2 separate regions of the Homo sapiens genome follow, and region 1 is linked to region 2. A link is a loop called in an ENCODE intact Hi-C map of the cell type or tissue named here. Cell type or tissue: K562. All regions are shown on one strand. Links, peaks and the distances in the headings refer to the core of each region. The heading gives the core; the rest is flanking DNA. Region 1 overlaps TMCO1 (transmembrane and coiled-coil domains 1). Region 2 has its middle 18 kb from the start of LRRC52-AS1.

Region 1 (16,587 bases), core at 4,914-9,913, 120 kb after region 2:
GAGACCAGCCTGGCCAACATGGTGAAACCCTGGCTCTACTAAAAATACAAAAATTAGCTGGGGGTGGTGGCGGGTGCCTGTAATCCCAGCTACCCCAGAGGCCGAGGCAGGAGAATTGATTGAACCTGGAAGGTGGTGGTTGCAGTGAGCCAAGATTGCCTCACTGTACTCCAGCCCAGGTGACAGAGCAAGACTCCATCTCAAAAAAAAAAAAAAAAAAAAAAAAGACAACATAAGTAAAATATCTGCCACAGTGGGCTCAATAAGTAGAAGCTGCTACTACTGGATTGGTCAACTATAAGGATGTCATAGACACCTGGAATTATGGCAGAAAAGAGAATAGAAAGGAGCTGGGCATGGTTACATGCACCAGTAATCCCAGCTGCTCAGGGGGCTAAGGCAGGAGGATCACCAGAGCCCAGGAGTTTGATGCCAGCCTTGGCAACATAGTGAGGCCCTGTCTCAAAAAAAAATAAATAATTTTTTTAAAAGAAAAAAGGATATAAAGGAAAAGATTAAGCTGTGTGTTTAAGTCCTCAACAAATCTGAGGGTGTGACTTGTAAGTTGCTAAAGGAGAGTATCGAGATTTGAGAAAACCCAGATGATGTTAAGTCCCTGGCAGTGCCTTCTGGGAGGTATTCTCTTCTCTGTCCTCCATATGCTCATCTTAAGTGGATATTGAAACTTCTGCTTCCAACCATGATGAAATAACTGGAACCAGACTTTCCTTCCTGCCTTAAACAACTAGAAAACTGGACAAAATATAGGAAACAATGATTTATAAACATTGGACAACAGGTAGCATAGGCGGTCATCTCTGAGAGAAGGGAAACAAAGTCAGCTCTTCCAAGTTTCCCAGCTCTCCACCTAAAAACAGGAAAAACAAATAGAACACAGGTGTTTCCCTAAACTGAGAATTCAGAGTTTAGGAAGATAAAAGCAGCTAGAATTTGTGGGGCAGTGCCAGAAAGAAGGGAACTATTAAAAAGAGAATTATGGATATTTGAAGAGATTCCTCCCTCTATTTCCCCCCAGCTTTATTGAAGTATAACTGACAAGTAAAAACTGTATGTATGTAAGGTGTACATTGTGATGTTTTGATATACATATATATAATGTAAAATGATTACCATGATCAAGCTAATTAACATATCGATTACCTCACATGGTTACCATTTTCTTGTGTGTGTGGTAAGAACATTTAAGATCTACTCTCCTAGCAAATGTCAAGTATACAATACTGTATTATTAACTATGGGAACCATACTATACAATTAGATCTCCAGAATTTATTCATCCTGCATAACTGGAACTTTGTTCTTTATGACCAACATCTCCCCATTTCTCTCCCTCTCAGCTCCTGGAAACATCATTCTACTTGCAGAGTCCCCTTGATTTGAAGGCTGAGTACTGATCTGCAGTATTCAGCAATGAGGAAACTACCCAGGGCCAGGGGAAAAACCACCAGAAAGGAGGAGGCAGGAAAAATCCCTTGACCTCATATAGGACTGGGAATAGTTTGGGTTCCCAGCAGCCAGCGTGGAAAGATCTTATAGGGCATTGTGTAGGGTCCTCAGAAGGCTATTGCCTCAATAATGGGCTCAAATTAGCCCTAGGCTAGTGGCTGTTCTGGGCCTGCCATAACAAAGCTTAAAAGGAAGCCTCTCACGCCTCTGCGCTCCAGCCTGGGCGACAGAGGGGAACTCCGTCTCAAAATAAATAAATAAATAAATAAATAAATAAATAAATAAATAAATAAATAAATAAAAGCCTCGGAAGAATCAAACCAATTCCAAATAACTTATCTTGTCCCAGAATAAAACTCTTGAAATATTCAAAGTAATACAAGAAAGTCTATCACCTAATAAAGTAAAATCCACAATGTCCAGGAGCCAATAAAAAATTATCAGGCATGCAAAGAAGCAGGAAGAGATAACTCATGATCAGGAGGAAAACCAGTCAAAAGAAACAGACCCAGAAAACACACAGATGATGGAATTATTAGACAAAGATGTTAAAACAGTTATTACACATATACTTCCTATGCTTAAAAAGTAAAGTATAAACATGATGAATAGGAAAATGGAAGATATATAAAAGACCCATATCGAGATGGGTCTAGAGATGAAAAATTCAGTACTGGAAATTAAAAATAAACTGAATGACATGAACAGGTAGATACTACAGAAGAAAATATCAGTGGATTTGAAGGCACAGCAATCATTTTTTAGAAACTACGAATGAAACACAGAGAAAAAGAGACTGAGAAAAAGTGAATTAGTGAGCTGTGGGGTAATATCTAGTGACTGAACATGTATGTAATTAGAGTCTCAAAAGATACAGCAATTGGGAGGTAGAAAGAAAAAATGCTGGAAGAAATAATGATCAAAAATTTTTCCACATTCGGCCAGGCATTGTGGCTGATGACTATAATTCCAGCACTTTGTGAGGCCGAGGCAAGAAGATCGCTTGAACCCAGGAGTTTGTTACCAGCCTGGGTAACATAGTGAGAACTCCTGTCTCTAAAAATAAAAACAAATTAAAAAATTTAAAATAAATTTTCCAAATTTGATTGAAACTACAAGCTTACTGGCCCAAGAAGTTCAATGAACTTCAAGCAAAAGAAATGTTAAGGAAATGACACTGGGCCGGGCACAGTGGCTCACGCCTGTAATCCCAGCACTTTGAGAAGCCAAGGCAGGCTGATCACCAGAGGTCAGGGGTTCGAGACCAGCCTGGCCAACATGTTGAAACCCCATCTCTACCAAAAAGACAAAAATTAGTCAAGTGTGGTGGCACGTGCTTGTAATCCCAGATACTACTCGGGAGCCTGAGACAGGAGAATCGCTTGAACCTGGGAGGCGGAGGTTGCAGTGAGCCAAAACTGTGCCACTGCACTCCAGCTTGGGTGACAGAGTGAGACTACATCTAAAAAAAAAAAAAAAAAAAAAAGAACACATCCTAATCAAAAGACCCAAAAGCTGTGCAAATAAAAAATTCTAAAGGAGGTGGTGAGGAATATGCCTTCTTCAAGGATTATTCAACTTTTGCAGCCTGATTTCTGCAAGTTTGGGAGCACAAGACTTGCTTTATTTTAACAAAAACTTTTTAGGCCAGGCTTCCTGAGGTTTCTCCAGCAATAGTTATGCTTCAAAGGCTTACAAGATGGCTGGGCGCCATGGCTCACGCCTGTAATCCCAGCACTTTGGAAGGCCGAGGTGGGTGGATCACAAGGTCAGGAGTTTGAGACCAGCCTGGCCAATATAGTGAAACCCCGTCTCCACTAAAAATACAAAAAGTAGCCGAGCCTGATGGCAGGCGCCTGTAATTCCAGCTACTTGGGAGGCTGAGACAGGAGAATTGCTTGAACCCAGGAGGCGGAGATTGCAGTGAGCTGAGACTGTGCCACTGCACTCCAGCCTGGGCAACAGAGTGAAATTCTGTCTCAAAAAAAAAAAGCTTACAAGACAGGCTGGGTGCGGTGGCTCACGCCTATAATCCCAGCACTTTGGGAGGCTGAGGTGGGTGGATCACCTGAGGTCAGGAGTTTGAGACCAGCCTGGCCAAAATGGCAAAACCCTGTCTCTACTAAAAATACGAAAAAATAGCCGGGTGTGGTGGCGGGCACCCGTAGTCCCAGTCACTTGGGAGGCTGAGGCTGGAGAATGGCTTGAACCTGGGAGGCGGACGTTGCAGTGAGCTGAGATAGCCCCACTGCACTCCAGCTTGGGTGACAGAGCAAGAATACATCTTAAAAAAACAAAAGCTTACAAGACATTTAATCTGTTTGCTTCTTCTATTCAGTACCATGTGCCAATAGCCACAGCCAGGATTCTTTTCTAGACAGAGTCCTTAAGCCTATTTTATCTCTTTTCTTCCCTACCCCAAACCCTCTTTTCTCAATTTAGTGTCAGTTGTCTTGAAACTATCTGAAACAATTGGGCAAGATTGAAAGAAGATCTTTGTCTGACTGAAATGTCTCAATGACAGTCCTCTGAGCTACAAGTCTTGTCTCGGCTATTACGGTATTGAAGCAGTTGGCTTTTAGAAATCTTTAAGTCCTCAAGCTTCTGGACTCTATTCCCTTCTTTCACTTGCAAACCAGTAGATTCTAGTCTGAGCTCATCTCTTTTTTGAACATACCTAGCCAAAAACAGCCAGCAGCAGCCAACTCACAGTTACATTCTGGCTCATTCCATCTACCTTCCCTAGAAGTACCAGTACCATAAGAGTTGTGTCTGCCTGTCAAGTTATCACAGCAACAGTTTTACCAAATATTTTGCCATGGCATAGGAAGAGGCTCCGTCTTTCAGTCAGTGATATCAGTTCCTAACCTCCTGCTGTGCATCTACTAAGCCAATCCCTCTGTTTTAGGTGTTGGATTTCTAAATTAGGGTATGTTAAGCTAGTTTATTAAACAGATCCAAAATGTAATAGTTTACACCCAATATAAATTTTTTTGCAATTTACCTAACAGTCCAGAGGCATCTAAGTAAAATGTTCAAAATCTGTAGGAGCAGGGTTGGAGAAGAGGTGACTCAGCTCCACATGGTAACTGAAGGACTCAGGATGCCATCTTCAACACATGGTTTCCAAGGACACTCTCAGCATGAACCTCCCAGTCATCCAGAGAAGAAAACAGCAAGAAGTCTTCACTGGTAAGGCATGAAGTGGTTCACATCACTTCTTTTCCCATGCAAGTGGAGAGAACTTAGTTGAATGACCACAATGAACTGCAAGGGAAACTAACTATGAGAGTGAAGAATGGATTTGGCGAGACAGAGGTCCATCTCCATCATTAATACAAGCACTGTATCAGTCAGAGTTCTCCAGAGAAAAAGAAATAATAGGATAAAAAGACAGGGAGAGAGATTTTAAGGATCTGGCTCATGTGACTGTGGGGGCTGGCAAGTCTGAAATTAGTAGGGCAGGCTAGCAGGCTGGAGATTCAGGATAAGAGTTAAGTTGCAGTCTTGAGTTGAATTCCACAGGGCAGCAATTTGGAAACTAAGTTACGGTTTCTACATTGCAACCTTGAGAATTTCTTCTTCTTTAGGAGACCTCAGTCTTTGCTTGTGAGGCCTTCAGTTGATTGGATGAGGCCTATACATGTTATGGAATGTAATATGTGTTACTCAAAGTCTACTGATTGTTAAGTGTTTATCACATCTAAAAAATAACAGCACAGCAACATCTGGGCTGGTGTTTGACCAAATAACTAGGTCCCATAGCCTAGCCAAGTTGACACAAAGTTGACCATCACAGATAACCAAATATTGACAATGGTTACCTTTTGGAATCTGAAGTAAGGGAAGGTGCATGAGGACGGCATAGGGAAGAGAGGCACAGATTTTTGCTTTTCATTTTATACCTTCACAGATATTTGTATTTGTACCAAATGTGTATATTGCTTTTTTACAATTGTTATTTTTAATAAGAAAGACAGAACTTTGTGGATTGAACATGTGAGCCTGAAAAGAAAAAAGGCCCTTTTTTTTCTTTTTTCTTTTTTTTGTGACAGAGTCTCACTCTGTTGCTCAGGCTGGAGTGCAGTGGTGCAATCTCAGCTCACTGCAACCTCCGCCTCCTGGGTTCAAGCGATTCTCCTGTCTCAGCCTCCCAAGTAGCTGGGATTACAGGCGCACGCCACCACACCCAGCTGATTTTTATATTTTTAGTAGAGATAGGGTTTCGCCATGTTGGCCAGGCTAGTCTCAAACTCCTGACCTCAGGTGATCTACCCGCCTTGGCTTCTCAAAGTGCTGAGATTATAGGCATGAGCCACCGCACCCAGCCAAAAAAAGGCTTTTTGAAAAAGAGGATGAGGCAGTGGGTAGCTAGGAGCACATCGACCCTGCCTCTTGGTCCTCAGACAAGAGAAGAGAAACAGCAGCGTCTGCTCAAAAGGGTTGTGAATTATCATGGATTATCAGATATATTTGTGTAATTACATTGACATTTCCCTCATAAGAAAGTTAGGTTTTTAGTTCAAGTGGTAGGAGTATTCTATGATAAAATTGAGAATCTAGCAAAGTCTCAGCAAAGAACAGGGGCTGCAGAGGACACATTGAAAATTAAATACAGAGCAAAGGTGAGCCAGGATGGAGGAAGGCCTCGGCAGACTGGAGACATGCGATAAGAAAGACAATGGTCCCAGGAGAAGAGGGACAAGGGGGTCAAAAGGCATGCCAGAGAGACCCTCCCAGATCTACCTGCTCTCTTTCTCTCCTATTTTTAAGATTTCTCACCTTGTCGAGGGGGAAACAAAGCCTTTTATTGTTTTTTGTTGTTTTGTTTTTACATGGAAGTTTATTGAGAAGCTTGAGGAGTGGCAGGAGAGTCCAGGAATAAAAAAATGTAATAATACTTGCTGTGCATTTACCAGGTCTATGTCTTCATGTTCAACCACAGGGAGCCTCTCGTTGGCCCCATTAGAGGACCCATTCTTATTTATTTATTTTTGAGACAGGTTCTCATTCTGTCTACCAGGCTGGAGTGTAGTGGCGTGGTCTTGGCTCACTGCAGCCTCGACCTCCCTGGGCTCAGGTGATCCTCCCACCTCAGCCTCCTGAGTAGGTGGAACTATAGGCACCTACCACCATACCCGGCTAATTGTTGTATTTTTTTATAGAGACGGGGTTTCACCATATTGCCCAGGCTGGTCTCAAACTCCTGGGCTCAAGCAATCTGCCCACCTCAGCCTCCCAAAGTTCTAGGATTATAGGTGTGAGCTACCGCACTTAGCCCAGGGGACCCATTCTAAAGTTTCCTCAGTGTGTAATCTACTCTACCTGTCTCCCTTCCCCTAAACAGTGGATACAAAACACTTCATCTCCCTAAAAAGCAGGCAGGGCCAATTTTTGTCACTAGGTGGCATGCACATATAAGCAGTGAGTTGAGTTGCAGAAAAGATGAAGGAAAACTAGAAAAAGCAAACCCATTCAACAACAAAGAAGGAACTTCAAGAATGAGGTAAACATATTTAAATTGCCTTTTTGAAATCGTTATCACCAACTTGCTTTTTTTCGTGCCCCACAACTTCAGGCTGAGTACTTGGTAGTGATAGAAAGAACTATCCCTGAACCAGGTGGCAGCAAAAAGCAAAACATGGACTAAGAGAAGCCAACAAGCCAAAGGAACTAAGGGCTTAATCACCCTTTTGGGCAGCCCACTTCTATCTCGAATGGCCTCTCTAAATCATTGTGCATATTATTTAGTATTTTTATATTATCCAAAAGTCATTCCCCCCCACCCCACAGTTTTTTTTTTTCTTTTTGAGACAGAGTTTTGCTCTGTCACCCAGGCTGAAGTGCCAGGATCACCTTAAATTATCCAGTGGGATCACCTTAAATTATCCAGTGAACATGAAGCACAGCCAAGACTAGAGGAAAATGAAATGTGTTCATCCACAAGTCTAGTGCTTAATCAGCAAGATTTTACTTGATAAAGTTAAAGCTTTCAGACAAATGAAAATAATCTTAAGAAAAATAATCTAACTCCAATCTAGAGTCATTATAAATTAATGATTACAGGGGAAAAGAGAAAAACAAATTGTCAAATGATTTCTTAGTGTATATAGAAACAATATGAATCTAAATTTTTTGAACACTTCACTATTCAACTGCTTTTAGTAATGTTCCCTTATAATTTACAAAGGAACTTTACATATATTATTCTCATTTCATTTTTGTAACAATTTTATGAGTATGCAGGCCATTGCAGGAATTATTGTCCTCTTTTTTTAGACAAGGAAACTGACGCTTACAGTAGCTACCAGTTGTAAGATTTCTGAGCAGATTTCTACTCAACTCACCTTTGTGTCCACAATGCCCGTAGCACAGGGTCTTGCACAGAGGTCGTGCTTTAAATGTGCTTGGTAAATGGGTGAACGAATGTATGCAATTATAGCATGATACAAATGTCAGGTTCTTGCCCTTTCTGATCCTCCAGAAAGTATATCTGAGAAAAGAAGTCACACTCTTGGCTAATGTCTTTCTGGAAAATTGGTTGTTCTTGATTATTTTCACCGAGTTATTCATTGCTATAATATAGTCAAAATCTTAGATAAGTCCACCACATCTAATTTAAAGTGGTCTTTAGTGTTCCAAACTTGACTTCACTCAAATTTCCTTATTCTTCAAGTTCCAGAGAGAACTTTATTTATTTTTTTCCAATGGCTTGCTGCCTGATGCAACCCATTAGTCAGTGGTAAAATTAATGGATTATGACCACATTTTTCGAAGAATGAAATAAAATACCAAAGTGCATAAAAGAGGTATTGTTTCATGGGACTTCTATAACTGGGATGCAATAATAAAAATGTGTTTCTTACTGTGGGGTTGTGGTCAAAAAAGTTTGAAGACCACTGCACTAAAGTATTGCCCCAGTTTGATTAAAAATGTAAAATGTTCTCTAGAATGGAAAAATCTGTCACCAGATCAAGCTTTCAGACTTTTTCTACTTTCTTGATATGTATGACCTCTGTTTAAGATCCAATTGACTGTTCAGCAAATGGCTGAAATAGCTATAAACCCCAAAATCACTTTTGTATTAACAAAAATTATATTGGCTGGGCGCGGTGGCTAACGCCTGTAATCTCAGCACATTGGGAGGCCAAAGCAGGCGGATCACGAGGTCAGGAGATCAAGACCATCCTGGCTAACACGGTGAAACCCTGTCTCTACTAAAAATACAAAAAATTAGCCGGGTTTTGTGGCAGGCGCCTGTAGTCCCAGCTACTCAGGAGGCTGAGGCAGGAGAATGGCATGAACCTAGGAGGCGGAGCTTGCAGTGAGCCGAGATCGCGCCACTGCACTCCAGCCTGGGTGACAGAGCAAGACTCCGTCTCAAAAAAAAAAAAAAAAAAAGGAAAGAAAAAAAATTATATTGAAGGATTCCTGAGCAGCCAGATGAATTCTGGAGCCAAATATAAGTTTCTGGGTTTTAAAATGTGCTTAGCCTCCAACTGCAGAAGGCCATTTGAAACTTGAAATATCATCTCTTAGTAGGCTTAAGTAGACTTAGGTTTATCCTCTTCCTCACTCATCTGGTGATGGTGGAATAATTTTTAAATTTCTTCTAATATTCAAAAAGTCTTGTTAAAATATACTATTTAGACAATGAGAGTAATGTGGGAAAGCTTTGTAAAAAAATGGAATAGAGACAGTGATAATCATCTAAATGATACTCTGAAGACCCCAACTTGTCTTATGTAAAGACATTTTGAAGATCTTTTGCATGTAGGGTAACAGGTCCAGATGGGATTCAAGTTAAGCAGTTTTATATTGTAGCCCCAATGGAGACAGCCCTACTGGGTGCTGCAGTAGAAAGAGCGTGGACCCTGAAAACTAAGGATCTGGGTTCTTCCTGGTTCTGTTACTTACTCGTGTAGGATCTTGGATAAATCATGATTTGTCACCTGTAAAATGGAAATAATAAAAAGATACCCTATCTCCCTCATAGGATTCCTGTGTTTGAAAAACAAATGCCTTTAATATGCCAGGCATAGTATCAATTGCTTTACAGAATCCATCAAGAACACTATGAGGTAAAAACCTATTTATCTGATATGACTAGAACCAGTAATTTATAGGTTAATCTAAAAATTTAATTACAGTTATGAAAAAATACATATATACATACTTTAGACATGTTTAACTTAAAACATACAAATATATACTTGTTCACTTTTTATGTAGGGCCAAGGCCTTTTCCTTGAGTATGAGTCTACTGATTGCAATACCGTTTTTTTTTCTGCATAAACCAAACCCATCACCTCTGATTTCCAGTTTTGGTTTCTTTAAAGTGGAGCATGAATTAAAACACTAAGAAATAATGCTGAATCTTTCTAAATTTTTTGTTACTTTTTTAGTCTTTGTTATTTCACCAACAGCAATTATTTTTAGCAACTTTTTTTATTGTTATTCCAAGTCATTCAGTTTAATTTTCACAGAAGTAATCCTTCTTTTGTATTCATATTTCATAATTTAACATATTTAGTCCATGCATTTAATTACAATAACAAGTAAGATAAATTATGTTACACAATTGACTGGCAAGAGTTGTGCACAAGCATGGTTGAGAGCATTCAGCGTGATGTGGATGCTGGTCATCAAGCTTTTCACAGGGAACTGGGAGGATCCATCTGAAGACTCAGGTAAGTGGAAATCAGATAAGGGAGCTTTGACTGAGTTATTAACTCCATTTTCCAGACGAGGCTATTGAAGCTTAGAAAGTTAATTGTCCATTTTTAAATGAATGACTCATATAAGAAAGGCTCTAACAGAAATACAGGAAAGAGAAATCTAACTCAACCATGTAAAAGGTGATGCTAAGTAGGAAAAGTAAGAGAAGAAAAATCAGGCAAATAAGACAAAGAACATTCTAGGCCGAGAAAACAAAGGTAGTAAAGTCCAAAAAGAACATGAAAGGCTGAGCACTGTAGCTCATGCCTGTAATCCTAGCACTTTGGGAGGCTGAGGTGGGAGGATCACTTCAGCCCAGGAGTTCAAGACCAACCTGGGCAACATAGTGAGACCTCATCTCTAGCTTAATAAAAATAAAAAAGAACATGAAAAATGCAGAATTTGTTTAAGAAATCTGCTTAGCTAGAGGACAAGATATAGTGGGGTAGGTGGGCGTGGTGGCTTACACCTGTAATCCCAGAACTTTGGGAGGCTGAGGCAGGCAGATCATGAGGTCAGGAGATCGAGACCATCCTGGCCATCATGATGAAACCCCGTCTCTACTAAAAATACAAAAATTAGCTGCGCGTGGTGGTGGGCACCTGTAGTCTCAGCTACTCGGGAGGCTGAGGCAGGAGAATCACTTGAACCAAGGAGGCGGAGGTTGCAGTGAGCCGAAATCACGCCACTGTACTCCAGCCTGAGCGACAGAGCAAGACTCTGTCTCAAAAAAAAAAAAAAAAAAAAAAGATATGGTGGGATATAGAGATAAGAAAAGGCTGGAGATCCAGGTTGGGATGGTTTTGTGTGCTAACTAGTTTAAATTTACTTAAAAGCTACTGGGAGCCATTGAACAACTTTCCTTTGAGGAGCAACACAATCAGATTTATTATTATTTTTTTTTTATTTTTGAGATGGAGTTTCGCTCTTGTTGCCCAGGCTGGAGTGCAATGGCATGATTTCGGCTCACTGCAACCTCTGCTGCCCGGGTTCAGGTGATTCTCCTGCCTCAGCCTCTCTAGTAGCTGGGATCACAGGCATGTGCCACCACGCCGAGCTTATTTTTTGTATTTTTGGTAGAGATGGGGTTTCACTATGTTGGCCAGGCTTGTCTTGAACCCCTGACCTCCAGTGATCCACCTGCCTCAGCCTCCCAAAGTGCTGGGATTACAGGCGTGAGCCACTGTGCCCGGCTTCAGATTTATATTATATTTTACGAAGATCATTGCCAGGCCGGGCGCAGTGGCTCACGCCTGTAATCCCAGCAATTTGGAAGGCCGAGGCAGGTGGATCACCTGTGGTCAGGAGTTTGAGACCAGCCTGGCCAACATGGTGAAACCCTGTATGTACTAAAATACAAAAATTAGCCAGGCGTGGTGGTGCATGCCTGTAATCCCAGCTACTCGGGAGGCTGAGGCAGGAGAATCACTTGAACCTGGGAGGCGGAGGTTGCAGTGAGTCGAGATAATGCCACACTGCACTCCAGCCTGGGCGACAGGGTAAGACTCCATCTCAAAAAAAAAAAAAAAAAAAAAATCATCCCACAGCAAGATGGAGGGTGAACTGGAGTCAGGGAAACTAGAATAAAGGAAACTACCTGGTAGGCTATTGCAGAAAAATTAAGGGGACAGTGATAAGGATCTGAGTCAGTGTTGGTGACATCCCCACATGGTATTCTCTTCACAATAGGTCTCCTCCCTTTAGTCAACAAGTGTGAAGTGTTAAGGGGGCAATGTCACTGCAGAGAGTGTCCCTGCCAGCCCCACTATTAGGTAAAAATTAAATTGTTTCTGGTAAGAATTTTACCTGCCCATCTTTTCACACATTATGGGGCTTATGAGTGGGCTTAAACCCATAAGAGAAGTGTGATAATGGGTACCCATCTCTATGTAGCTTAAATATGCTTTTTTGTGCAAACCCCTCAAAACACTATATAAAGTAAAATTAAAGAGAAATCTCTAAAGTTGGAAACAAAATCAAACAAATGTAAATTGTATTCTGTTGGCAATAACCTTAAAGAAATAATTCCAGATAACTTGAAATCTCAGTATTTGGACTGTGAACTCATAGTGTGATATACCTTACACAATCCTCCCTGTCCTTTACTCCACAAAAAACAAAACTTGAACTATTTTCATTAACTATATTGTTGGTAATGTTTATGTTAATATCTGAGACTTCTGAGTGTATATTCTTAGCTTGTACTAATGAATAATTATGTAATATTCTAATTATATCAGCCGGCTGCTGCAAATTGGAATTCTTAGTATGGTTTGATAAACGAGACACAGACCAAAGAAATTAAGTAAAAATTCTGTAGCCCTGAGTATCAGTATAACTTCATGTTGTATTTTGTATTAAAACAACAACAAATAATACCAATGTTAGTCCACAGAAAGGCCTAGAAACCTAAAAACCCAGTCTCACCATTCCTAGTGCTCTGATCACAATCTCCAAATGCCATTTTCCAGTAAAGATGAAACAAGCCTCTTTGGAGAAATTGTTGTTTTCAAGTCATGCAGGAAATACACAAGATGAGCCTTAGAACATCTTGTTATATCACTTAGCAAGGATGCTACCAATGACAACGAGGGTCATGCAAATAGACTCAGGAGCCAAATGAAAGAGGCTCTCGCTGGCCAAAAATGGGACAATTTGAGCATTCATAAGAGAAATAGCTTCAGTGGACTGAAGTACATCAAATATGTTTAAATGCATGAATTGCTAATGACATACACATTAATTATTCACTATTGGAGGATGTTAATAAACAGCTCATTATTTTGAAGACCAAGGAGTTAGGCATTTATTCTTAACTTCCCCCAAAAAGTAGATGAGAGGAAGTTCCTATTTAGAGGTATTTTAGATCATAAATGAAGGAATACTACAATTAGAATACCATCACTTTTAATATCTCATTAATTAATAGATCAAAAGCTGCTCGCATTACAGAGACAACCAATAGTATGAAAAAACCAGCATGCTATCACCAAAATCCAAACTAAGAAAAACTCTACAAGGTAAACAACACAACTTCTTCAACAAATATATTGTAAGAGGGCAGAGAGATGCTGATGAACCAATAGGTGAGTGAACCCCAAACCTGCAGCTTCAGCATCACCTGGGAATTTGTTAGAGATGCAAATTCCCAGACTCCACAGCAGACTTACAGATCACCAGCTCTGGGGTGGGGCCCAGCAGTTTGTGTTCTAACAAGGCTCTAGTGATTCTGATACACTCTAGTTTGAGGACCACAACAATTGAAGAAATTTAGGATGTGTATCAGCTAACTGCAATATTCAGTACCTTACTTGGTTCCTGATTCCAAAAAACTGCAAAAATTTTTGACATCTATAGACAACACATTATATTAAGGAATTGTCCATTTTCTTAGGTGTAAAAATGGTATTCAGATTACACATATTTTTTAAAGTCCTGAAATATTTACAGATAAATGATAAGATTTGCTTCAAAATAATACAGAAAGGGCAGAAGCAGGTGGGGTTACAGATGACACAAATTAGCTAGGAGCTGATAATTGTCGAAGGTGGAGGATGGGTTACCTAGGTGTTCTTTATTCTCTCTTTCTCTCTCTCTCTCTCTCTCTCTCTCTCTCTCTCTCTCTATATATATATATATATATATATAAAATAGTGTATATACATAATAGTATATTTTTGAGATTTTTCATTCTAAAATTTTTTAAAAACTCAAACTAGAATAAATTAAAAGACTGACTTAAGCAGAATTAATCTAAAAAAAGAGAAAGTATATAGTACTTTTACTTAAAGGGCAGTATTGAAATACATAAAATAAGTATAAATAGTCTGAAAAAAACCTACTCCATCCTAGTTTGTGGCAAAATGCTTTTGTTTTAGAAGGGGGATCTAGAAGCTCTATCAATTGTCTGATGTAATTTTAAGTAACTGGCCCCATTGGAGAGAATGACTTACCTGGGAAGAGAAAGGCCCAGTCTGGTCAAGGACATATGAATATCTACACACATTTGCTTTCCAATTTCCAAACTAGCTTAGCTTTTAGAATGTAACCTGTTAATAAACTCAGGTTTACTGTCATTTTTAAAAGTTTACTACTTTAGCATATTATGATTGCAACCTGAGTAGACTAATGCAGATATTAGTAATGGCTGTTTTTCTTCCCTAGACAGGAGACAATCCATCTTACATAGGGAAAATAACCAAATTATGTGTTATGAGAGATGTTCAGAGGCCTGTCTTGAAATGTCATCTCCAATGATCTGGTGATGCTGTGGACCTAGAGTGTCATCCAAATAACTAGTCTTGAAATTTCTTCAGGACAAGAAATTTTAAAAAACTAATTGTGAGGCTGCAGTAGCCCTTAATAACTCCTTGAATTTAATTCTTGTGATAGTTTTATTTCCTCTGTAATATATCTTTGTTATTGTGCTTTTAAGAATAGAGTGAATATACATAAGCAGAACATATTTGGAAAAAAATTTAAAAAAATTTTAATGAATAGGGTGAATAGATGTAATCTCTCCTTTTTAACTTCTCCCTCTTATTTATTCCTTACCATGGAAACATAATTTGTATATGAAAACCTGGTCCATAAGAAGTCTGATTAGAAAGCACCAACTTCAAAGCCTCAGGGTATGAGTGATAGAGTGTGCTATATATTCTCACTTTAAAAAGGTGATGGCAGAATTTTGAGGATGGTTTCATGTTTTATTTTAGCCATTTCATATTTGTCATTATTGTTATCATGGGCATCATTTTCTTCATTATCATTCGAATTATTATTTTGCTTAGAGTGGTCAATGATATGGAGAAAAGACCATTAAAAGTCATTACCATCCATTATCAGACATCCTTCTGATAAAACTAGTCTCAGAATAGGGACTTCTGTTCCCTTTCATCTGCTTTTATTGAGCTCCTGCTGTGTTTCCACCCACGTTGACTACTTTGTAATAAGGAGAACAAAAAAAAAGACAAAGTCCAACTTTAGAGAGCTCACACACTCTAGTTGAGGAGATGGGATGAGAAGAGAATCACCACATACCCATGAGGAGGCTGTAATATAGAGCTTGACAGCCTGGACTATTAGGCTTTACACTGGTTGAATTCAAATCCTGACTGCCACTCAATAGCTCTGTGATGCAGAGCAAGTTACTAACCTCCCCTGCCCCAGTTTCCTCATCTGTTAAATGAAGGTAAGAACAGTAATTACCTTGTAGGGCTGTCTTGGGATAATCCTTAAATTAGATAATCCATAAAACACTCAAATTTATCCATATATTCATCCATATATTTTATTTCTCTGTTGACCATTGTTTCTTGTATGCCATACCTTCACCTTGGGCAGATCCTCTTTTTTGTCCTTGGAATATAACCTTTAATAATTCAACTCTCTTAGTTTTGTATGTCTAAACATGTCTTTATTTTGCCTCCAATATTGTACATAAAATTCTAAGTTGATACTTATTTTCCTCAGCACTTTGAAGATACTTTTCTACTGTCTTCTGGACTTTATGGTGCTGATAAGAAAGAAGTTTGCTGTTGGTTTAACAATGATTACCTTGAAAATTATGTGTTTTTTCTCACTGGTAGAATACTCACATTTAAGTAGACATTTGATGAATGTGCATATTTATTGATAAGACTCCACACAGGACTCCTAATTCCATAGATTATGCGGGGAGGATCATGGTACAAACATCCTTCTCCCTTATGAAGGGGCATGGCAGAAAATGAAGGCTATTGTGACTAAAAGGAAGCTCTGCGAGATTAACAACATATAACTATAACCTTGTCTCCAAGGGAGATCTAAGAGTGCCCCCACAAGAATCTGAGAGACTGTAATAGGATATGAAGAGAACAGCTGAGGACCCTCATTTTTATTTATTTATTTATATTTAATTTTTTTTCAGACATCAGTGTTACTTGCCAAGACCCTCATTTTTAAACTCCAACGAGTTATTACGTTCCTTTCCACTCTTGCTTTCCAATTCCTACACCAAGACAACTCTGTATTTTGAGTATATGAGTCAAGTATGGCAAAAAGTACAGTACCTTAAAAACTTTTATTTTAGTCCTTCCTGGCCCATGCTAAAACTTATATCTAGAAATACGGCAAAACAAAATGAAACAGATCTCTCCTTGTACATAAAACAGCTAAAAATTTGGCCTCTTTATTGATCTTATGTCATGTATTTGGCTTGAAAAAAAAACAACAACAAAACAAACAGTTACAAGGGTTAAACAAACTAAATTTTTCTTCTAAATCTCTAAATGCTCATAGACAGCCAACTTGCAGGGCATACACAGTGCCTTGAGAGTCGGTCCCACAGAAAATACTTATGTAAATGAAACAAGAAGGATGCTATTTGTTTTTCATTACATAAACATTACCTGAACTTAACTA
Region 2 (16,587 bases), core at 7,605-12,604:
AGATAACCCTAGTGGTTTCCTGCTCTCTTTTTTGTTAGCATGATCAGTCATAGAATTCATGTAGCTTGACTTCAAAAGTTTTTCTGGTTTAGTCCATCCTCTGGAATAATAACTAATAGTTTCTATCCTATTTTCTAAGATACATGCATTTTAAAGCTAATGGGATATTTGATCACAATGTCCTGCTGGGGTGTTAAATCAAAGAAACCAAAGCTTTCTTTCATTTTATTTTGTCTATGGCATCTTTCCTGCATTCTCCAAATGTTCTCTGGTTAATCACTTGATCCACACCAAATAAGTCAAATGAACTCACCTGATGAAATGCAAAAGAAAGCCTGTAAGAACTTTAAGTTTGCAAATACAATTAGACTCTCTTTAATTCAAATAGTCGGATAATGCGATTCCCTAAGATTGTCATTCAGAATACCAACTCTCATTGTACTGAGGGGAGAGAAGATGCATAGAAACTCCAGGTGACAAAATATTTAAAAACACAGAATATTTTTTTCAAATGTATTCTTCTAATTTAAAGATGACACATCTTATAAGGGGGGATGAGAGCAATAAAACCGCTCCCAGTTATTACAGTGAACCTGCCAGAAGACCAGTCTTTGATGCCTATCAGCAGTCTCTGTCTATAGAAGCTGTTCCAGCTTTCATCCAGCCTTCTGGGTCCACTTCTCCACTCTCATTCCTCACATGTTGACCCTTGGGGATCTCCTACTGGAAAGTGCTCTTTCCTGCCATCACCCTCCTAGGCCCCTACCAGGGACCCAGCCCCAATGGGGCTTAATAGGCACCTTGGCATGGTAGTCTGGTGCCCTAGACTTTTTTTCTTTTAATTGAGGCAGAGTCTCACTACGTTGCCCAGGTTGGTCTCGAACCCCTGGGCTCAAGCATTCTTCCTGCCTCAGCCTCCTGAGTAGCTGGAACTACAAGCCACGTGCCACCTCGCCCAGCCAGTTACCCTAGACTTTTTGACGAAAAGAAAAAGTTTTCCAGGTTAAGAAAATGAACCATAGAAAATTACAATTGTAGCACCAAAAAGGAAACTGGCTGACAGACCAGCAGCTCAGAGATCAGTGACTTAGACAATGCTGCCACCTATCGACCAAAAATGGAAGTACGGCTGGTCTTAACAAATTTAGAGCGACTTAATGGAAAATTTCATATGGATTTGGAATAGGTAGTCACTGAATTGTTATTACCATCATTACTGGTGCTTCAACAATAAGGTTTTTCTAGTCCTAACACAATCACAACTAAATCCTATGAGCAGGGGGTGCGGCAGAAACTGAGGATGTAGAGTAGGAAAGTAGAGTCATGAATGTGAAGGAGTAAGTACTCTAGTACTTTTCCTTAATTCTGTGAATGTGGAGTAGGAAATCAGTTCAAATCCTGAAAGAGGGAATAGAGGGAATAAAGGCTAAGAAAAGCGCCCTTATTAGAAAAACAGATGGAGTAAGAGGAAGATAACAGCACCAGGAGACTGAGCACCTCCCATACACCACACACTGACTCAACAAGGTACATTCACATAAGGAATCTAATTTAATCCCCACTAAAACCCTGCCAGACTAGCATTTTCGTCTCCATTATTGGGTCCCTATTATTAGAGTGTAGCCAAAAAAAGGTACAGATTTGCATAAGCTCACAGCTCAGACCCAGCAGGGCTGGTTTGAACTCAGGTCTGTCTGCCCTGTCACAAAAGCCCATTCTCATTTTAACAGACCAAAACCACCTATTCTCACTTTTCAAATTTTTTAAGGCAAATATTGAGTACATAAGATTGTTCGGATTACAATCTCCTGCTGGGGTGTTAAATAAAGGAAACCAAAGCTTTAGGGGATGCCTATGCCGGGAGATTTGGTGCCACAGATTCTCTTTAACCCGTAGGGGCTCTTTTTTTTCCTTTCTCCTTCCTGCCCCATTTTTCTCTCCCCTCTAAAATCCTCTGTCTAACTATAGATACAGTACAGTAGCAACAGCCACTATCTACATATGGCCATTGGTACTTGAAATTAGGCTAGTCCAAATTGATATGCACTGTACATGTAAAATGCACACTGGATTTCTGGGACTTCATATAAAAATTTTAAAATCCCATTAATTATTTTTATATTGATTACACAGTGACATGACACTATTTTGGCTATATCCAGTTAAATAAAGTATGTCATTAAAATTAATTTCATCTGTTTTATTTTTTAACAGGACTACTAGAAAATTTTAAATTACATGTCTGGATGGCACTGTATTTCAACTGGATAGCGCCGGTTTAAAGACATGCAAACATGCTTTTGTAAAGAAACGCATTTCATACATTAATTAGTATAAGATCACAGGCATGAAACCAAAATCTGTTTCCTGCTCAGTTGATAGGCAGAAAACTGCCATCTGAGGTTCAATTAAGACAACTATAATTATTAACCGGGAGCTTCTCATCGTGAGCAAACTAATGAAGCCTGATTTTCTCTGGTTGTATGCCTTATGAGTGACTGATTTGTTCACTAATTATCCCAAAGTTTTTTATCCTGCAGATTACATTAATAATAGTGTGATTTATATACTAGAAGAATATGCTCTATCAGGCTCAACAATAACTTCACATTTCTCATATTAGAGAAAGTTGAGCTATTACTATTCCCCTCAGAAGCATGTTCCTAAGACGCTGCAGAATCTTCTCACCCCTACCTAGTTCAATGTCTTTAAAGCAGATGGAAATGTCATTGTGAACCAAAGGCTAGTCACATCCTAGGATTAAACCTATTTACCTCGAAGGCTTATTTTCAGGCTAACCAGGGTTCCTTACAACTTTTTCTTATCAAAAACAATCCTGGAAAAATGGACTTAGAGAAATCTACAGGCCAATGGACTCCTAAAGACAAGATACAGTCAAAGTTTCTAACCAGGAATTAAAAGATCAGGCTTACTCCCTAGGATGACAAACAATTGGTCCAAACCATATGGAGGTGCTCCTTCTACAGAGCCCTCAGCACAGTGGTACCTGAGACTGGACTTCATGAGCAGGGTTCTTGGGCAGGCAGAGCACATTCTGGGATGGCAGAAGACATTCTGCCTGTCCAAGAATTTCAAAGAGCCTCCATCTGCCCCTTGGAGTCAGGGTCTATGTCAATCATGATGCCGAGTTTCCAGACAGGAGGAGAATGGACTAATTAATTTCTCAAGTTCGCCTTCAAAACCAGACTCTGATCCCCCACTTTCAGCATAAGGGAACAGACCCAATAAGTTAAATTGAAGTTAAAAAAAAAAAAAAACCCTGGTCTGAGGTTTCCTAGGAACCCACTTGAATAGTGCACAATACAAACTCAACAGATATCTTCTGCCAGCTCTTTTCAATTTTCTCTGCTATGTGTGATATTTTCCATGGATGAGACCAGAGATGTTTGGTTGTAAATGATTGTCAGATGTTTAAACAATTTTGTTGCTGAAACATGATAATTTCCAGAAGCCCCTTTTCTGTACACGGTATCTTTTGCTAAGACCCACCACAAAGAAAATGAGTTGTACCAGAAGAATGGCAGAAGATCTGGAAATTAACTAAAAAAAAAAAATGGACCATAACATGCCTCAAACAAAACAAAAAAAATCATTAATAAGAAACAAGCCAGTTTCTAAGGGTCATGGAAAGAATACACATTGAGTTCCCAGCAGCTGGCTATGTTTCAAAGTCAGTAACCTCCAACTTGTCAGGGAAGATTGTGGTTAATGCTGTGAAAGACATGTGCTGAAAGATTTCTGGTTGCCCTTAAATTCCTGAATTTCTAGTCAGGATATCATACCACACATGTGCAAAACAGAAAAGTCTGGTAAAGTCTAAGTGGGTCCTGCTGTAAGTGTATAAAATCTTAACTTATAAAACCAATACATTAGATAATCACATATCAAAAAAGGATTAACTCAAAAATATTTTTAAATAAAAATTTCCCTACTCACATAGTAGGTTGAATCATATGAAACTGCAAATATTTGACTCTTTTTGACCCAAAAACCCCCAAATTCTGGCAATTCAAGCTATACATTTCATTAACAACATTGGCACTAAAAATTTAAAGAGAGTATTAGGAATCCCTACAAAAGGTTGCAGAAATAAAATTTTTAAAAAATATATTTCTCAAATTACAAAGTCAACAGGAAATTATTTTGTTCAATGTTTTCTATTTTTAGATGTATAATTTTTTTCAGTGACATACCTATAGCCTCTTTTAATCTGAATACCACAGGATATAATCAGTGATAACTAAGAAGAATTTTTTTTTTTTTTTTTTTTTTTTGAGACAGGGCCTCACTCTGTAGCCCAGGCTGGAGTGCAGTGGCAGGCACAATCTCGGGTCACTGCAACCTCCACCTTCTGGATTCAAGTGATTCATGTCTCAGCCTCCCTGGTAGCTGGGATAACAGGCGTGTGCCACCACGCCCAGCTAATTTTTGTATTTTTTGGTAGAGATGGGGTTTCACCTGAAGTAAGAACTTCAGTAATAAATTTGGCAATGCCTAAAATAATAGTAATACACTTCATGTTTGTTTATTGTTTATATTTCAAAGTAGCTTTAAATGAAATGACTCTATTAAGCCATTTCTCCAAATCCTTTGTGTGAAAATGAGACAAAGATGGAAGAAAGAGAGAGAAAGAAAGAAGGAAAGATGGACTAATTTTAATTATCGAAATTTAGACACCCAAATGAGCATTGTCTTTCAAAGGACTCCCTATAGCTACATATCTAATTCCAAGTGACGCTGCCACACTGATCAGAACGTTCATGGAATTCCTCTTTGGAATCACTTTCCAAGTTACATAAGAAAACCAGTACATTCTTTAACAGTCATATTTTTTTCTTTTTCTTTTTAAATTCCAAAACGGGGTGTCTAGCTAGATCAGTTGGTAGAGCATAAGACTCTTAATCTCAGGGTCATGGGTTTGAGCCCTACGTTGGGCGCTGTGTTTCCCAGCATTTTGGGAGGCCGAGATGGGCAGATCACTTGAACTCAGGAATTCGAGACCAGCCTGGCCAACATGGCAAAACCCCGTCTCCACAAAAAAATACTAATATGAGCCAGGTGTGGTGGCGCATGCCTGTAGTCCCAGCTACTTGGGAGGCTGAGGTGGGAGGATCACTTGAGCCTAGGAGGTGGAGGCTGCAGTGAGCTGAGAGCGCCACTGCACTCCGGCCTGGGTGACAGAGTGAGACCTTGTCTCAAAAAAAGAAAGAAAGAAAGAAAAGAAAAGAAAATGGCACCAACCAGCTTATTGATCTACTTAGTTCCAGATGCTTTTTGACTATTTGCTAAAATGTGTACATACATGCATACATAAAAATAAAATAAAAACGACTCGGGAAAGGAAAATATTTTTACACTGAGGATACCCAAGAATGCCGGGTACATTCTCCCACTTTCCCTTTTTGTCTGCTTATTACCCACTTCCTCCAGCAGTACCCTCCACCTTCTGACAGAAAACCAGGTCTCTTCTCTGTAAACCAAGGTGGTTCGAAATGAGATGGTGGGAATGTCCCTTACAACGGCCAGCCCCAATCCCACCGGGAGTAACTTCGACATATTCCTTTACTCTTTCTGCTTCTTTTAACATATCTGAAAATGGAAAGTAGGTAAACTGCACCTACTTCCTCAGAAGGTGGAAGGGATTCGTGGTGTAATCTCTCTACGTGGGCGGAAACACACTGTAAGCACCCAAATAACAAAATGTAAATGTCTAGCAAGTATATAAAAAAACATCAGGAAAGGTTTTTTGTTTGTTTTTGTTTTGTTTTGTTTTTGTTTTTGTTTTTCATATAAAAGGCCAAAAGTAGGGAAGTGACAGAAAGGCTGATTGCCGACCTTTTCAGAGCTTACTTATTTTAAACAATTACACTGACTCATAAAATAAAAGTATTTCTTGTGCCCCGGTCAAAAGCAAGTGGATTTTTACTTTAAGGGTGAATAATAAGAATGCTTTGGGGATGACGAATAAAAGGGCTTCCCCCGGCTAGCCGAGGCGGAGCCATCGGGGATATACCATCTCTCCTCGTCGATCTGGAAGGCTTTCTGAAGGAACTGGGGTTTGTGTCCCTGGCACGCCCGGGACCTGCGTGGGGCTCAGCGCGCTGCCAGGCGACCTCAGCAGCCCAGAGCTTCAACGGTTGCTGTGGCAACAGGCCGCCCAGAGCAGCAGTCAAAGTCCCTGCGTGAGCGACTGCACTTCCCAAGCGCGGAGAGTCTGCCCAATGAGTTCCGCCCTCTCTAGCGCGCTTTCTGTGATCCACCAATCAGGCTCTGCCACGCCCGAGCTGAGTGGTCAGCTTGCCTGGGAGGGCGGGGTTAGGGTGCAGAAACAGGACGGAGAAGGGGGCTGTATTTCCCCTGGCGTGTGAAATGGATGTTAGTGACTAAAGCTCAATTTTCCAGTTAAGGGAGGAGCCGAGACTTTTAAGTCGAGTGTTCCTGTGGGGCCAAAAGGATGGTTTCAGAGAAATCCCAGGAAGTGAGAGTGCTGGGATATGCGAGGGGCCCACGGAGCCCTCCCCTGCGTGTCTGAGATCACACCCTGCGGGTACCCTGCCGTCGTGTGCTGAAGGAGGTGACTGGATCTCGACTCCAGAGTTTGCTCCTGAGATCGAAAAACAAAACAACCCAATAATAGTAATGACAGCCCTGGGTGGGGACAGTTGCAGCAGGTCTCATGAGAAACTCACTAATTTTGTAGGTTCAGGGAAGGCGTGGGCATGTTGGTGAAGTAAGGTTCTGAGTGGAAGAAGAAAATGCTGCTTCTGGGGAAGAGAATACCGTCAGAAGGAAGGAAAGAAAGGAGGGAGTGGGAGGGGAGGGGAAATCAAGGGAGAGGAGAAGAGGGGAGGAGGGAAGGTGAGGTGAGGTGATTGGTATTCTGCCAATCCCATTCTGCACACTAGTGAGACCTAGCAAGGACTAGAGTTTCAGGGGGAAAATACGAGAATAATGAAAGATAACAGAGAGGAAAGAAAAAAGAAATAATTGAAAAGTTTGAAAGAAGAAAGACAACAGCTGAACCAATGGAGGTGAAAATAGAAGGAAATGAAAATTCTGCAAGCTTTTGTTTCATGGATAAAAGGACTGTATTTTCTGGTCCATTATCAGGATACAAGATGGAAAAAAAAGCTATTGAACTTGTGGAGAAAGTGGCTGGTTTAAATTAGTCCTGTCCCTGAAAATCCAAGCTGCGTGTTTGTCAGTCTTATGGCTGATTTAACTCATAGGCCCAGGAGAGAAAGGATAGAAGGAAGCCTGAATGACCAGCAAAGAATCTGCATCCAATCAACACTCAGAGCATGTATGCTACATTCTTCAGAAACCTTCAGGAGTCATAGACTGTGGTCAGTTCTTCGTCAGAATTATTTTAGATTTACTTCAGTTGTTTTTTCATCAAATGCACATAAAACATGGAATTGTTCTTAGCTGTGCAGACCTTGTCTATTTTCTGAAAGGAAAAACAATGTTAATTTTTAAAGCCCTACATACATTACATCTTTGTACTTTTCAAATCATTGTGTCACCCCCTTCCCTTCTCTTTTGAAGGTGCCTGGCTGAATCTCTCCTATTCTCACAATGGCTTTGCCTCCATTCTGCTGAAGTCGCTTCCCATTGCTCACATTATTATACTGTTTTTACTTCACTTCCAAGCTTGTTTCTGACTACACAAAGGGTGCTGTAATTCTGAGTTCCCTATATATAGAGTTGCTTTTCCAGGAACATTATTAATAAAAGGAAAGGTCTTCCTTTTCCATTATGGAGATATACCCATGTTACGTTGTGCTTTGATGATCTGGGCTCTGACTTATAAAACCAGTGTTACTATAATTTTCACATCTTTGAGCAGCTCTGCCCAGTCAGTTCCCCATAGGTCCCTCGGGAGTTTTTCTTGTTTTATTTTTGAATCTTAGCTGGAATCTATCTTCATTAGGAGTCTAGCGTCTTGTTCTCCGTAGAGCTCTGAAATGGTATAACAGAGAAAGGGGTACTAGAAACAGCAGGCTGACTCTCTTTAATTTTCTTTTTCTTTTTTTTTTTTTTTTTTTGAGACGGAGTCTCGCTGGTCGCCCAGGCTGGAATGCAGTGGCGCAATCTCGGCTCACTGCAAGCTCCGCCTCCCAGGTTCACGCCATTCTCCTGCCTCGCCCTCCCGAGTAGCTGGGACTACAGGCGCCCGCCACCACGCCCGGCTAACTTTTTGTATTTTTAGTAGAGACGGGGTTTCACCGTGTTAGCCAGGATGGTCTCGATCTCCAGACCTCATGATCCGCCCGCCTCGGCCTCTCAAAGTGCTGGGATTACAGGCGTGAGCCACCGCGACCGGCCGACTCTCTTTAATTTTCTAACAACTCAAATAGAAAGTTTTTTGGCTTCTGCTGTTTCCTGACTCTTCCTTTCCTCTTTTCATATAGCTGGTCTACCTTACTGATGTTTCAAGTCACTCTAGCTGCTAGAATTTAGGTGAATTATATTTCAGGCTTTCAAGCCATTTAAGGGGACAAGGAAGATTGTTAACGTCTGGACCTCAGATCCACTGGCCTTAAGAGCTCAGTATCACTCCCCACGATGTTGGCAGATTGGTGTATGTTGTTCTCTGATGTTACCTTGTAGCCATCTAAATGGCTCTCTGCATGCTAAACCTTGGGGAGGAAAGGCTCAAATAGGGTTCACCTTCCCTAACTCCTACTCTTCCATCATTTTTTAAACTATCACAATATCCTGGACATTCTTATTCATTGCTGAATCAGTATAGTTTGAGTGTTTGGAAAAGAGGCGGTGAGAGGAGAACAAAGATGAGTGGAAAAAGCTGAAGTGAAAGCCTTTTCTCAAAAGCTCCTAGTCAGGAGAAGTGACACTGTAGGGCAGACAACTCTAGAAATAGTAGGATACACAGAGGAAGGGCCAGAGTTCAGACGTATGTGAACTCGATGTTGTAAATAGAACATGGGTATAAGGAAGACAGAACACTCTAGTGGTTGCTGGCACAAACTCCTGGGTTCTGATTTCCACTGTGGTGATTACTATGTGGTGACCCTAGACAAGTTACTCAACCTCAGCTTCCTTGTCCGTAAAAGGGGGATACTAATGGCACCAACTTCACAGGGTTGTTGTGACAATTGAATAGGTTGATTATATAAAGTGCTTGGAATAGCATCTGGCATTTGGAAGTGCTAAATAGGTATTAACTATTATTATTCTAGAGCCATAATCCCAAACCCACAGCAGCTTGCCACCACAGGAGTGTCTCTGATACAACCATTCTTTGAGCAAAGACAGTGGGGCATTCTTTCTCATAGTTACTTGTTCTTTTATTGTTATAGGCTCTACTTGGTGTCCAGGACATTAATTAAGCAAACAAGCTTTTGCTTAGAATTCAGTAAAAGCATCATAATCCATTTTCATTTCTACTTTAATACAAGGGTCAGTATGAATTGTCATCCATTGATAGTGGAAATTCTCTACAATAGCTTCTCTATGAGTATGTTAGCAGCACAGTGGAAAAAGAAATATATGAGAACCTTGACTGCTTTCCACCTCTTTCTCTCGTAACTTTCAGTATTCCACAATCAATTCCTTCCACACTACCAAGGAGAGTCCAAAGAAATCAGTGTCCTGAGATCCACCACTGAAATTAAGCATTGCTGTGGGTGAAACTCAAGTGACGCTGACTTTCCAGGATATAGGAGTAATTAGAAATATAAAGTGAATAAGAGAAGGTGGAACATTTGATGAGAAGTGATAAGTGGCCACAAGGTGGCATAGGACAACAGCCACAGAGCACTCCCTTCCTCCCAAGTGACTCCATTTTGCATAAGGGCTCTGTCTCTGCTGCCCTGCCCTCTTACAACTTAGCACCCTTAAAAGCTGTCTTTGCAAACACCCTCGTGCCTTTCTTCTCCCACATTCCGTAGTCAGTGGTCCTCTTTCCCTAGTTCCTCTTTTCTTTCAATAGGTCTCAATTCTCATTGTTTCAGCATGGATTCCCTTTACTCGCAGGTGACCCTGCTTGTTGGTCCTGTACTCGGCAATTCCTCCTTCAGAAAAGTGAGCTCGGCAGGGCACGGTGGCTCATGCCTGTAATCCCAGCACTTTGGGAGGCTGAGGCCAGCAGATCACGAGGTCAAGAGATTGAGACCATCCTGGCCAACATGGTGAAACTTCGCCTCTACTAAAAACACAAAAATTAGCCAGGCATGGTGGCAGGCACCTATAATCCCAGCTACTTGGGAGGCTGAGGCAGGAGAATCGCTTGAACCCAGGAGGCGGAGGTTGCAGTGAGCCAAGATCACACCACTGCACTCCAGCCTGGGCAACAGAGTGAGACTCTGTCTCAAAAAAAAAAAACTAAATAAATAAATAAAATAGAAAAGTGAGCTCCTCCACTGCATCTCCAAGTCACACATTCAGTGGAATCTAAGTGAGGCATGCAGCAGAGTCCACTGGTTTGGCCATTTCACCAGTCACGTTGGGGTCCAACAGGGCTGAGTAACAGAAGGCTGTTGATTGACTTTATGTAATCTTCAAGAGTTTCCTGAGTAGTCAGTTTGAGTTTTTTAGATGATATGATCTTCTATAGAGGAAATAGATTAGGGCATTAAAATTGAGAAAGCAGTGCCTGACTGGATGTTTGTTAAGGAATTATTACCCAAAGACAAGTGGCCTAGGAGTCAGTAGACTGACCTGGATTTTAATCCCACCCCTAGCACATAGCTTGTATGTTTAGGCCAGTTAATTAATTCTATGAGTGGCATCCTTTTGTCCATAAAATGAGGGTAATATCCATCTTGTAGGATTTGTAACATGTAAAATATCTACTTCAATAAATGTTGGTTTCCTCTTTTTCCCTCATATGCAAAATGAAGGGGACTGGGCCAGGTGTTGTGGCTCACACCTATAATTCCAGCGCTTTGGGAGGCCAAGGCTGGAGGATAGATTGAGCCTAGGAGTTGGGGATCAGCCTGGGCAAGAAAGTGAGACCCCAACTCTACAAAAAAAAAAAATCAAAAAATTAGCTGGATGTGGTGACATGCACCTGTGCCTATGGTTCCAGCTACTCGGGAGGCCGAAGCAGGAGGATTGCCTGAGCCCAGGAAGTTCAGGCTGCAGTGAGCCAAGATCATGCCATTGCACTCCAGCCTGGGCAACAGAGTGAGACCCTGTCTCAAAAATAGTAGGGGGAGGAGGGACTGGACTAGATCTTTAAGTCTTTTCCAATGTTAATATTCTATGTTCTATACCTTATTACAATGATGACTCTCATAAATTAATGGAAGTCTGGCAGCAAGTGAATAATAAAGTATCTCCTGATTTTAGGGGAACAGGGGCTATCAAGAACTAAAATAGGATTGCTTTACACTTCTGTGAGCATTCTCTACAACTCCTTCCTCTCCAGACCTTTTGAAGAGGCAGAACAGTTTCCTGTCCCTCAATCAAAGACTACATATAAACAGGGAGTGGGCTGGGCATGGTGGCTCATGCCTGTAATCCCAAAACTGTGGGAGGCCAAGGCGGGCTGATCACTTGAGATCTGGAGTTCGAGACCAGCCTGGCCAACATGATGAAACCCTATCTCTATTAAAAATACAAAAAATTAGCTGGGTGTGGTGATATGCACCTGTATTCCCAGCTACTTGGGAGGCTGAGGCATGAGAATCACGTGAACCCAAGAGGCAGAGGTTGCAGTGAACCGAGATCACGCCACTTCACTTCAGCCTGGGTGACAGAGGGAGACTCTGTCTTTAAAAAAATAATAATAGGGAGTGGCCTCAGCCAAAGACATGGCTAGTTTAGAGTGGGAAGGGCTCAGCAACTTCCCAAAGCACAGGGTCCCAGCAGAAAGACTACCCTGTGATCCTTCCCTCAGGAGTGGCTTCCTTCCAGTGCCCCTATTACCTCCTCTTAGAGCCCGGAGACACTGCAAATGTCAGTGTCCAGGATGCTCTGGGTAGAAGTTAATGATTACTTGAGTCAGCTCTTTCTGCAAACCCTGATGCCTGTGCCTGGTCACTCCGAATCTGGAAGAGACACTGCATAATCTTTGGAAATTCACTGCAGTTATTTTCTTCATCTCCCAATAATCAACCTCAACAACATCCCTCAGTCCTAGGAACTTCCTAGATGGAGTTTGGTCTCTAGACTAGCTATGGGATATCATAACAGCTATGAAGGAATAGAATCATTTTGTGACTTTAACCTATTAGCCCTCTAGTACTGGCCTTAAACAGAGAGACAGGTTTAAAAAACAAAGCCCATGACTCAAGTTAAGGACTCCAGAGCCTGGAAACTCTCTCTCAGGATTGATACCTCTGTTGTTTTTTCAGGACTTAATGTTAGGAACATGGGTTCTCTATATTGGGGGAGTATTATGGAATGAATTGTGTCTCCACAAAATTCATGTGCTGAAGTCCTAACCTCAGAATGTGATTGTATTTGGAATGAGGGCCTTTAAAAGATAGTTAAGGTAAAATGAGGTCATATGGATGGGCCCTAATCCAATATGACTGGTGTCTTTTAAGGAGAAGAGATTAGGACACAGATATACCAAAGGTAGATCATGTAAAGATACCAGAAGAGAATGGCCATCTACAAGCCAAAAAAAAAGCGGTCTTCAAAGAAACCAACCCTGCCAACACCTTAATCTCAGACTTCAGCCTCCAGAATTATGAGAAAATTAATTTCTGTTGTTTAAGCCACCCAGCTGGTGTACTTTGCTATGTAATTCCAGAAAACTAATATAGGGAGAGTTATTAAGACATGTCTCATATTTCTGCCCTTTCCTATTGCCTCCAACCAGATTGTATCTGCTTCCCTGTGTCTACTTGCTGGCTTGGAACTTATTAAGATTGGATCCTTCCTGGAAGAAATTTGCTGATGGAGGCAGAAGGACACTCAGAATTGAAACTGTGTGAGCTTTGGTGCCTGGGATCCTTACTTGCTGTTGCCCATACTTAATTCAAATACTCAATGGATATTTATTATGTCCTAGGGCTATAAGAACATAAGAAAAAGACCCCTGAAACTAGGAAAGAAAGCTTCAAAGAGATGGTCATTTAGACATTTTTAAAGAATGAGAGGAATTGTTGGAGAAGATTGGCATGGGAGAAGAGAATTGAAGCAGAGGGAACAGCATGTACAAAGGTACAAAGATGTGAAACAGAATGACCCGCTGGAGGAACTACATCCTACTGACTAGAATATAGTGTCCATGTGGGCCTGTGGCACAAGGAGAGATAGGAACCCAAACCCGGTTGGAAAATACGTGGGCCTGTGGCACAAGGAGAGAGAGGAACCCAAACCCGGTTGGAAAATACAATCTGGGAGGCAGCTGCGGGGTGTGGAGGAGCCTCAGGTTATTCACTATCTACAGCATGCCCAGGTAGAGTGGTTTCAGCAGTCAGAGAGTGCCCTCAGGCAAAGAATAGCAGCTGCTGACAGCTGGAAATTGTAATCCATGGTAATGGTTGCAGCTGAGATGTGGGTGGGTACCCCCAGCATCTCCTAGATCAACCATACATTTGTGTGAGCCATTTGGTTTTCTCTAGTAGGTCTTGATTTAAGTTCCTGAACTCTGCCCACCACCACCAGCAGCCATGACTTCTTGGCAAGACTCCAAACCCCTCCCTACCTTCACTCTTTAGGTAAGTTGTTTAAAGATGCTATGCCTCCTTGGGAATTTCATTGATTTCCATGTTCCATTCTGCCTGTTCAGCCTCTGCCAACCACTGTCCTGGACTCTCTGGCAGACTGTGCCTTCCTGGTTCTTGTTGGTTACTGGTTGCTTACTGGTTGCAGCCCTATACCTGTTCTTGAACCCCAACTATTGACCCTGTCCTAGGTTTAGTTTACTAACATGGTCTAAATTCTAGTACAGTGATAACTTGAAGAAGCTCAGGCCTAACTTACTAACCATAATATCTTACCCTATTGGAACTGAGCTTTTCCCAAAGAGTACCTCCAGTGTCTTCGCTCCATCAGGATCAGTCAGTCCTACCCTCACCCAACTATCTATAGCCCTAAAGGACCACTGATCATGGCAAGTTAAGGCAATTATCAATAAGGAAGAACAATGATAAAGTATTAGAAGAAGTTAAGTTAAAACCTTGTGTTGCTGAATTTGAAATAGAGAAGTATCAATATTAACTTGTAAGGTATTTTATCTTTTAAAAATTCCCTTGCTCTGTCCACTGAAAAGCCAAGAAATAATGATCAACCTAGTATCAATGAATATCTCTAGAGCCAATATTGTGAATCTGAAATCTATTTTCCATTAAAAGAAATCATGGCTGATTCTAGATCTAGGGCAGGAAATGTACAAGATGAGTCTGGAACATCTTATAATAGAAAGGAAGGAAGGAAGCTACACATGATCATTAGGTGTAGGGTCCAGCCCTACAGGGCTTAGCAGGTGTTCTCCCCGTGTGCAAAGATGAGAGATTGTAAGAAATAAAGACACAAGACAAAGAGATAAAGAGAAAACAGCTGGGCCCGGGGGACCACTACCACCAAGACACAGAGACCGGTAGTGGCCCTTCCCTTTTAGGTAGCCGAAGCAAAGAGGGAAGGCAGTATATGTCAGCGTTTTCTTCCATGCACTTATAAGAAAGATCAAAGACTTTAAGACTTTCACTATTTCTTCTACCGCTATCTACTATGAACTTCAAAGAGGAACCAGGAGTATGGGAGGAACATGAAAGCGGACAAGAAGCGTGACCATTGAAGCACAGCACCACAGGGAGGGGTTTAGTCCTCCGGATGACTGTGGGCAGGCCTGGATAATATCCAGCCTCCCACAAGAAGCTGGTGGAGCAGAGTGTTCCCTGACTCCTCCAAGGAAAGGGAGATTCCCTTTCGCGGTCTGCTAAGTAACGGGCGCCTTCCCAGGCACTGGCATTACCGCTTGACCAAGGAGCCCTCAAGCAGCCCTTATGCGGGCGTGACAGAGGGCTCACCTCTTGCCTTCTAGGTCACTTCTCACAATGTCCCTTCAGTACCTGACCCTATACCTGCCGGTTATTCCTAGGTTATATTAGTAATGCAACAAAGAGTAATATTAAAAGCTAATGATTAATAACATTTATACCAATGATTGATAATTGTCCACGATCATCTCTATATCTAATTTGTATTTTTTTATTCCAACTATTTTCTTTATTATACTGCTACAGCTTGTGCCTTTGGTCTCCTGCCTCGGCACCTGGGTAATCCTTCACCCACAATTAGGGCCATGTTAAAGGAATTCAGGAGTCACTTATTAGCAAAGACAGAATAATTGGAGCACAAGCATCAAGAAGAATAAAAACTGAAATCATTTGAAATGCACCAAATTATGTTTGAATCCATGGGTTTAAAATGTTACCTTTTTAAAAAACTCTATTTGATCACCTGTGGAGTATGATTAGGAAGCAACTTAACTATTTTGAGAACTTTTAAATAAAGGGAAAGAATCAGACACTTGTTCTGCCTTTCGTATATGAACTGAATTATTAGGTAGCCAAATAGTCAGGGGAGGGGTCTTTTAATAGACATTAAAGCTAATAAATTAAGAAACAGTGATTGAATTCAAATATCATTTGAAACCCTTAATATGTTAATAGAACTAGGCAATTAGCATCAATGGCTGCTAACATACACACACACACACACACACATACCCACACACACACATCACACACACATACATGACATTATGTGCTATTTGGTAAAAGGACACAACACAGTATCATCTCCAAAGTAGTCTTGCCAAAAAAAATCAAACCTATCTAATCAAATCTCTAAATCCAACTACTAATTTACAGAAAATACAAGTGAGAGGGAACATGCTAAACTACACCATACAATGTAATTAACAAAATTCATACTGTAGGAATCTATTAATGAAGCAATTTAGTTTATTCAACAAATAAAGTGCAAGGTGAAAGAAGAATATGGCGAATTATAGATTAAAAGAGATTTAAAAGACATCATTTTTTAAACTGATAAAACTTAACTATAGTGTTTAGGGATGCACCCTGGAGTGATAAAGCATTTTTAAAAAGCAAAGAAGCCTAGTGCATTACAAGAATTACTAAAGGACTGGAAGAGTCTGGGTTTTTATTTTGTAATATTTCTAAAACTGAGTCCCTTGAATGCAAATCCCCCCCAAAAAAAATAGAAGGGATTTTTTTTTTTTTTTTTTAGAAGGAGTTTTGCTCTTGTTGCCCAGGCTGGAGTCCAATGGCACGATCTTAACTCACTGCAACCTCTGCCTCCCGGGTTCAAGTGATTCTCTTGCCTCAGCCTCCCAAGTAGCTGGGATTACAGGCACCTGCCACCATCCCAGACTAATTTTTTATATTTTTAGTAGAGTAGCTGGGATTACAGGCACCCGCCACCACACCCAGCTAATTTATATTTTTAGTAGAGATGGGGCTTCATCATGTTGGCCAGGCTGGTCTCGAACTCCTGACCTTCAGGTGATCCACCCATCTAGGCCTCCCAAAGTGCTGAGATTACAGGCATGAGCCACTATGCCCAGCCAGAAGAGATCTTGACAGAAGAGATTTTAACAATGACAACACAAGCAAA

Evidence for each region. Peaks named below come from ENCODE experiments on the same cell type or tissue, not always from the same donor. Only the 100,000 strongest peaks of a DNase experiment are listed, where the experiment ranks them.
Region 1: it touches region 2 in a loop (5-fold over the local background); 20 of 110 quality-filtered maps call a loop at or near these places.

Annotation. Positions count from the first base shown.
Region 1 is chr1:165,711,216-165,727,802 of GRCh38, forward strand. TMCO1 (transmembrane and coiled-coil domains 1) reads right to left here. Exons shown (of 7, transcript NM_019026.6): 7 at 15,580-16,587. Among named protein-coding and RNA genes, the nearest start is that of ALDH9A1, 21 kb to the left of the region's middle. RefSeq lists a silencer at 3,803-4,003 and an enhancer at 6,894-6,943. In K562, for the core only: a CTCF peak has its summit at 6,875 (motif pointing right); a DNase peak (open chromatin) is centred at 6,846.
Region 2 is chr1:165,592,028-165,608,614 of GRCh38, forward strand. It overlaps the pseudogene TRK-CTT13-1. Among named protein-coding and RNA genes, the nearest start is that of LRRC52-AS1, 18 kb to the left of the region's middle. RefSeq lists silencers at 4,156-4,363, 10,348-10,508. In K562, for the core only: a CTCF peak has its summit at 9,778 (motif pointing right); a DNase peak (open chromatin) is centred at 9,814.